Regions from separate parts of the Homo sapiens genome. Here region 1 is linked to region 2. A link is an interaction called in ENCODE POLR2A ChIA-PET data of the cell type or tissue named here. Cell type or tissue: Caco-2. All regions are shown on one strand. Region 1 has its middle 19 kb from the start of EZR. Region 2 overlaps RSPH3 (radial spoke head 3).

Region 1 (4,000 bases), 150 kb before region 2:
GTGGAGGTTGCAGTGAGTCGAGATCGTGCCATTGCACTCCAGCCTGGCAATAGAGCAAGACCCATCTCAAAAAAAAAAAAAAAAAAAATTGAGGCAGAAAAGGGTAACACATCGTGGCTAACACAGCAAGGGGATGCTTGCTTCAGGAAAGATGGGTCTGGAGCCCAGGGGAGACAGCTTGGGTCCCAGGGGGCCTGACTCATTGAGCAGGGGCACAGGAGGTGCCGGGGAGCACACAGCTGACGGCTGCACCCCAGAGTCCTGTGTGGAGGATCCACAGCCCTCCGGGATCCGATCCCCACCGCCGGTGTACCCACCACCCTCTTCTTTCCTACACTGTGGTCATGTGGCCTTCTGCCCTCTCCCAGGCTGATCGCAGTCACCCCTGCTGCTGCTCCTGGACTTGTACTTTCCTGCAGCCCACCTCTTTACTTCCTCAACCCTACTTATCCTTTAAGACCCAGTGCAAAGGCAGCAGACCAGACCTTCCCATTCTGTTTTAGCCACTCCCCTGACCTCAAGTTCTGCTCACTTGCTCACTGCTCCCTTGCCAGCTGTGCCAGGTTCCTAGGGCTGCTGTCACAAGGGACCGCAAACTTGGTGGCTGAAAACAACAGAAATGTATTGTCTCTCAGCTCTGGAGGCTGGAAGTCTCCCTCTGAAACCCACAGGGAAGGATGCTTCCTTGCCTCCTCCAGCTTCTGGTGGCCCCAGGCATTGCTTGGCTTGTGGCAGCATCACTGTCATCCCTGCCTCTGTGGTCACAGCCTCATCTTCCCTCTGTGTCTCTTCTGTCCTTATGGGAGCACCAGTCCTATTGGATTAAGAGCCCGCCCTACTCCAATGTGACCCCAAACTAATTACATTTGCAATGACCCTATTTCCAAATAAGGTCACATTAGGAGGTACCGGGGGTTAGGACCTCAACATATCTTTTTGGGGGACACAATTCAGCCCGTAACACCTGCTATTAGAGTTAGCTATACACAGGTCCGCATCCTTCATGACAGGTCTCCATCCTTCACAGCACTAAGTCCCTTGTCTACCGTTCAGTGGTTTTGGAATGAGACCTGGGTTTGCCACTCACCCTTTGTATAAACTGGAGCAAAATTCCCAAGCAATCTGTCCTTTCCCATCTGTAAAATAACCACAACACCCAGAGTCACTGTGCTACTCATTAGAGTCAATTCATGCACCTGGCGAGTGCCCAGGAAATTTTAATTATAACAATAATACAATAAATTAATAAATGTATTAAAACAATAATAACATTAATCAATTAATTATTAAATAAAACAATAATTAATATTGTGTGTTGAACATAGCAGGTGCTCAATAAATAAACGTTAGTCACCATTTCCTCTAATAGGTATGTACAAAACTAGCCAGCTAGCAGAACACTGGAGCTGAGGAGCTTTTCCAGAGGGAGGGGGAAGGGGTGGCCAACAAGCCCTGGAGGCCCCATCCGTCCCCTGCATCATGAGAATTGCTGAGGTGACTACGTGGCGCTGCCCATTCTTGCCTGGGTGGCAGGGAGATCCCGGTTCCCACTCCCACACCACAGAATCCTGGCTGTCTCTGTGGAAATGTGACGGTGGAGCAGGCAGAGACTCCACACCCGGCTCTGTTCTCTAAGGCTGTGTGTGGGTGTGTGCGTGTATGTATGTGTGTGTCTGTGTGTAAGGGCTTGGAAGACAGAGGCCAGAAGAGCCAAGAGTCCTTCCAAAAGGATCTGTTTCAGGCTGGGATGAAAGACGGCAACCACAGCATGCCCTCCGGCTCTGCAGGCCTTCCTGGTTTCTGTGGAGAACCAGATTCTTCTGTGGAAAGAGGATGGGTGGCAGACGCAGCCAAGCATTTGGAATCAGAGACCTGGGTCTGAAACAGAACTCTACCTTTGATGAGCTGGGTGACCTCAGTGACCGCAGCTTTCTCTCAAAGTGGGGCCGATAAAATCTGCCCTATCAAAGAAGAACATGATACAAGTGCCAGCTGTTAATATTTATGTCTCATTGTTGCCAACCCTTGAAGATAGGTTTCCAAAGCACATCCACATTTACAAAGTACTGTCACAGCTTTGCTTTGTTTCGATTTTCATTTAGACAACAAGAAGTAAAAAACAAAACTAAACCTTTTAATTACTATTAGAAAGAAAGGAATATGTCTAAGCTTCAGTATTCATCTGCAATGGGATCAAACTTGGCCTCCTTTATCCTCTGCATATTTTATGAACATCCAAAAATATATGCTTCTATTTCGAGGGATTTCCTCTTCTTCTTTAGTTGCTTCTTTATTTTTCTTTTTCATTTTTCTGACCCTATGTATTATATTGAAGAATTTCTTCTTCTTTTTTTATAATACATTTTATTTATTTATTTATTTATTTATTTATTTATTTATTTATTTGAGACAGAGTTTCACTCTGTCACCCAGGCTGGAGTGCAGTGGCACGATCTTGACTCACTGCAACCTCTGTCTCCTGGGTTCAAGCGATTCTCTTGCCTTAGACTCCCAGGTAGCTGGAGCTATAGACCTGTGCCACCACTCCCAACTAATTTTTTTTTTTTTTTAAGTAGAGACAGGGTTTCACCATGTTGGTCAGGCTGGTCTCGAACTCCTGACCTCAAATGATGGGCCCACCTCAGCCTCCCAGAGTACTGGGATTACAGGCATGAACCACTGCGCCCGGCGAGTTTCCTCTTCTTAAGAGCAAACTCTGACCCAGCATATGCCCTCATTAGACTTTAAACAAGACAAATCCTTCCATAGTAGACACTAATCATCATTTCCTTGAGGTTTATAGGTAAACTGTTTTAAGGTGACATACCTAAGTGGATGCAGGTTTTTAGAAAAGAAGATAGTGAAGGAATTTTATCCAGAAATCACACGTTTGAGAGACAGACATCATTATAGCAGATCAACACAGACACACTGCAAAACATGAGTAGTTTGGCCGAGCGTAGTGGCTCATGCCTGTAATCCCAGCACTTTGGGAGGCCGAGGTGGGCGGATCACAAGGTCAGGAGATCGAGACCATCCTGGCCTACATGGTGAAAACCCATCTCTACTAAAATACAAAAAATTAGCTGGGCATGGTGGCGCAAGCCTGTAATCCCAGCTACTCAGGAGGCTGAGGCAGGGGAATTGCTTGAACCCGGGAGGCAGGGGAATTGCTTGAACCCAGGAGGCAGAGGTTGCAGTGAGCTGAGATCGCACGACTGCACTCCAGCCTGGTGACAGAGCAAGACTCCGTCTCAAAAAAATAAGTTTTATTATTAAATTTAAACTTTCCAGCAAAGCCAGTGAGGGTGATGGATAAGATGCACATAGATAACCGGAGAGAGGCACAAAGTGTGATGAGGTCAGAGAATAAATAGCTCACATTCTTTGAGGGCAATAAGGACCTAAAGTCTTTCTTCTGTTGTGGGAGAGATGAGAGCCCAGATAAAGAGAAGGGAATAAACTATGGCAGGCTGGTGATCTGAGGTAGAAAAGCAAGTTTCTTTTTTTTTTTTTTGAGATGGAGTTTTGCCCTTGTTGCCCAGGCTGGAGTGCAAAGCGTGATCTTAGCTCACTGCAACCTCTGCCTCCCGGGTTCAAGCAATTCTGCTGCCTCAGCCTCCTGAGTAGCCAGGACTACAGGTGCCCACCACCATGCCCAGCTAATTTTGTATTTTTGGTAGAGATGGGGTTTCACCATGTTGCCCAGGCTGGTCTCGAACTCCTAGGCTCAAGTGATCCTCCCACCTAGGCCTCCCAAAGTGCTGGGATTACAGGTGTGAGCCACTGTGCCTGGCCAGGGTGAGTTTTTTCACCCAGTAATTTTTGTTCCCTTTTATTGGCCTGAACTTGTCTGAATCCCCTACCCTCCTCCATACATACATACTAGCTACTAGAAGGTATAAAAGAGTAGGAAATAAATGTCTTAAATCTTTCCAGATTAACAAATTTGTATTGAGCTCTGATAACTCTAATGAATCATTGAGCAACACCAAAGTTT
Region 2 (4,000 bases):
GGTTCTCTGTTTGCTGTTGTTTCATGTGGATGGACGTCTATGTCTCTGCACTGAAGGATTATTTAATCCAGTCTAATCTGTCTGGCTTGTTTTGCTTTTTATTGGATATATTTTCTTAGAGTTTTTTTTTATCTTTTTTGAGACAGAGTCTCGCTCTGTCACCCTGGCTGGAGTGCAGTGGTGTGATCTTGGCTCACTGCAACCTCTGCCTCCTGGGTTCAAGCGATTCTCCTGACTCAGCCTCTCAAGTAGCTGGGATTACAGGTGCCCGCCACCATGCCTGGCTAATTTTTGTATTTTTAGTAGACGTGGGGTTTCATCATATTGGTCAGGCTGGTCTCGAACTAATGACCTCAAGCGATCTGCCTGCCTTGGCCTCCCAAAGTGCTGGGATTACAGGCATGAGACACTGCGCCCCGACAGAGATCCTTTATCACTAGATTGCTGCCTCCTTTTTGGCTCTAGGTGGTGCCTTAAGGCCAGGTTCACCTGGCTCTAGTAAATGATCAGAGCACTGCCCATCCTGAATGGGGGAGGTCCCAAAGGGGATACACTGGTAGTGTGACTGGCTAGGGGTTTGTGCCCAGGGGACCGGTACAATGTTATCTCCTACAATGTGGTGCTGCTGAACAGCCACTCTGATTTGGTGTTTCCTTTGGTTGAGTTATACAGCAGAGTGTCCAGGGCTGGAGATGGTAGTCTCACCTCCCCATTTTGTTTTTGGCTGTACTCAGGGGTATTTCTCTCTTCAGGAACTCATGATGCTTCTGGTGGGTTGAATTTCCTGCCAGGAAACCCAACATGGTAGGGAAACTAGTTGTCCACCTTGATCTTTTTCCAGTGCAGAAATCACAAGTCAGAGATAAATCCTTGCGATGGTTAATACTGAGTGTCAACTTGATTGGATTGAAGGATACCAAGTACTGATCCTGGGTGTGTCTCAGGGTGTTGCCAAAAGAGACTATCATCTGAGTCAGTAGGCTGGGAAAGGCAGACCCACCCTTAATCGGGGTGGGCACAATCTAATCAACTGCCAGAGTGGCTAGAATATAAGCAGGCAGAAAAATGTGGAAAGAGAGACTGGCCTAGCCCCCCAGCCTACATCTTTCTCCTGTGCTGGATGCTTCCTGCCCTTGAACACTGAACTCCAAGTTCTTCAGTTTTGGAGCCTGGACTGGCTCTCCTTGCTCCTCAGCCTGCAGATGGCCTATTGTGGGACCTCGTGATTGTGTGACTTAATACTTAATAAACTCTCCTTTATATATATATATATCTATTCCATTTGTTCTGTCCCTCTAGAGAACCCTAATACAATCCTCCACACCCTTAGTGCCAGGCAGACTAGAAGGAGAGATACTGTAGACATGAACGTCTGATTCTCCTACCATCTCCTTGAAGCTTTTTCACTTTTCTGTAGCCCTGGGAACTGCTTCTTCCTTCAACTTGAGCTTTAGAATATTGCTGGTGGTAATCTTGGCACTGTACATTTGTTCTTGATTTTCTTTTGCAGGGGGAGTGAAGCCAGCCTGCTTCTATGCTGCCATTTTGGAACTCCTGAAAAATATTTTCACTGGATTAGAATTAGAGCTTGATAGTTCTTTAAGGACTTGAAAAATATTGTGCCACTTTCTTGTCTCCATGTTTTAGGTAAGAAATCCACTGCCATTTAAATCATTGTTCTCCTTTAGCTAACGTGTAATTTCTTTCTGGCTAATTTCAAAATGTTTTTTTTTTTAATTTTCAAAAGTTTGATCTTGATTTGTCTCGGGTAGATTTCTTTGGGTTTATCCTCTTGGGGGGTCACTTGGCTTCTTGGATCTGTAGGCCTTTTGCCAAATTTGTGGAATTTTCAAGCACGATTTCTTCAAATATTTTTCCATCTCATAGTTTTCCTCCTCTCCTTCTAGGATTCCAACAACATGAATGTAAATCTTTGTGATTGTTCTTCAGCTCTCTCAGCCTTTTTTTTTTTTTTTTGGTCTATTTTCTCTCTGTTCAGCTGGATAACTTCCGTTCTTCATTGATTCTTCTTCAAATTTACTGACTGTTTCCTATGCCATTTCCAATGTACTACTGAGTCCATCCAGTGAGTTTATTTTAGTTATTGTATTTTTCAGTTCTATAAGTTTCCATTTGGTTCACTTTTGTATCTTGTATTTCTTTGCTAAGATTTTTTTATTTGTTTCAAGAGTGTCTATAATTGCTCACTTTTCATTGAAACATTTTTGATTGTTGCTTTAAAATCCTTGTCAGGTAATTCCCACATCTGAGTCATCTTGGTTTTGTCATTTCTTGATTGTCTTTCCTCATGCAAGTTGTGACTGTCCTGATTCTTGTATGATGAATGATTTTTGTTTGTATCCTGGCTATTTTGGGTATTATATTTTAAGACTTTGGATTCTATTTAATTTTTCAGTAGGAAGTCACCCTTTTTGTTTTAGTGCACAAGCCTGAGTGGGGTTGGAAGTTCAACTTCCTGCTGGGCCCCACTGACACCACCTCAACAAAAGCAGAGGGTCAACTTGTACCAACACATTGGTGCCAGGTGGGGGTGGTAGTTCAGCTCCTTTCTAGGCTCTGTCGACACTGGTGGTGGTGTAGGGCGAGTGCAGCATTGACTAGCACTGCCTCATACCACCTTGTTACTACCAGATAGGACTGCAATTCAGCTACCCCACTGGGTTTGCTGGCACCACCCCAGAAAGAGTGGGGCACTGACTTGTGCCATCTCCTACTACCTCATTGGTACTGGGTGAAGGTGACAGTTCAGCTTCCTGCTCCACCCTTGTTGATACCACCTCAGTGGGAGAAGCAGGGAACCCCTGGAGGTTCTAATGCAGGAGATCCAGGATAGGGCTGAAGTGTATATACATACATACATATATATATGTTTATTAAGTTAACCATTGCTTCAGACTAATAGATGTTCCCCAACTTATGTGGTTTATGATTTTTCAGCTTTATGATGATACAAAAGTATCCACAGAAAATGTACTTTGAATACTCATACAACCATTCTATTTTTCACTTTAATATTTCATAAATTATATGAGATATTCAGTACTTTATTATAAAATAGGCTTTGTGTTAGATGATTTTTCCCAACTGTAGGCTAATGAGCACTGTTTTTTTTTTTTTTTTTTTTGTAGACAGGGTCTCATTCTGGGAACATACCTTAGGTGGGTTCTTCACATCCCTCATTTGACATTCAACAACATTCTCTCTAACGTGGATTTGAATGCTATTATTCATCTTTAACTTCTTTTTAATCACGTATTTCTTGATACTCCCTGCCTCAGACTCCGATTCAGGGCACACTGAGCTTCCCTCAATTCCTTAACCTTCTAGGTTGTATTTTTGTTTTTGTTTTTTGAGACAGGGTTTCCCTCTGTCACCCAGGCTGGAGTGCAGTGGTGTGATCACAGCTCACTGCAGCCTTGTCCTCCTGGGCTCAATCAATCCTTCTGCCTCAGCCTCCCAAGTAGCTGGGACTACAGGGGCGTGCCACCATGCCCAGCTAATTTTTGTGGGGTTTTTTTTTTTTTTTTTTGTAGAGACAGGGTTACCCACATTGCCCAGGCTGGTCTCAAGCGCCTGGGCTCAAGTGATCTGCCCACCTTGGCCTCCCAAACTGCTAGGATTACAGGCGTGAGCCACCACGCCTGGCCTCTGAGCATATTTAAGGTAGGCTATGCTATGTTATGGTGTTCGGCAGGTTTGGTGTTTTAAATTCATTTTCAGTGTTCAGTGGGTTTATTGGGACGTAACCTCATCCTAAGTGGAGGAGCATCTCTATCACCATCTTGTATTAGGCACTTACATGTCATATACTGTTTATGGATTCATCTGTATTTCATTTCTGTGCCAAGAACTCACCACCCTTAATATCATACCATGTCTTACTCATCTCTGTATCCTAGGTACCCAGAACAGGACCTAAAACTCAATAAATATTTGTTGAGTGAATTAAAGAAGCAGAATTCAGACTTTTTGATTAAAT

Evidence for each region. ChIA-PET counts read pairs that join two places held together with the same protein. Peaks named below come from ENCODE experiments on the same cell type or tissue, not always from the same donor. Only the 100,000 strongest peaks of a DNase experiment are listed, where the experiment ranks them.
Region 1: POLR2A ChIA-PET joins it to region 2 with 7 read pairs; 4 of 35 experiments call an interaction of 5 or more read pairs at or near these places.

What each region holds. Positions count from the first base shown.
Region 1 is chr6:158,836,610-158,840,609 of GRCh38, forward strand. No RefSeq gene overlaps it. Among named protein-coding and RNA genes, the nearest start is that of EZR, 19 kb to the left of the region's middle. RefSeq lists an enhancer at 1-37. In Caco-2, no CTCF peak of the experiment used is centred here; DNase peaks (open chromatin) are centred at 1,530 and 1,782.
Region 2 is chr6:158,988,926-158,992,925 of GRCh38, forward strand. The region is part of intron 2 of RSPH3 (radial spoke head 3); the gene reads right to left. Among named protein-coding and RNA genes, the nearest start is that of TAGAP-AS1, 8.9 kb to the right of the region's middle. In Caco-2, no CTCF peak of the experiment used is centred here; no DNase peak of the experiment used is centred here.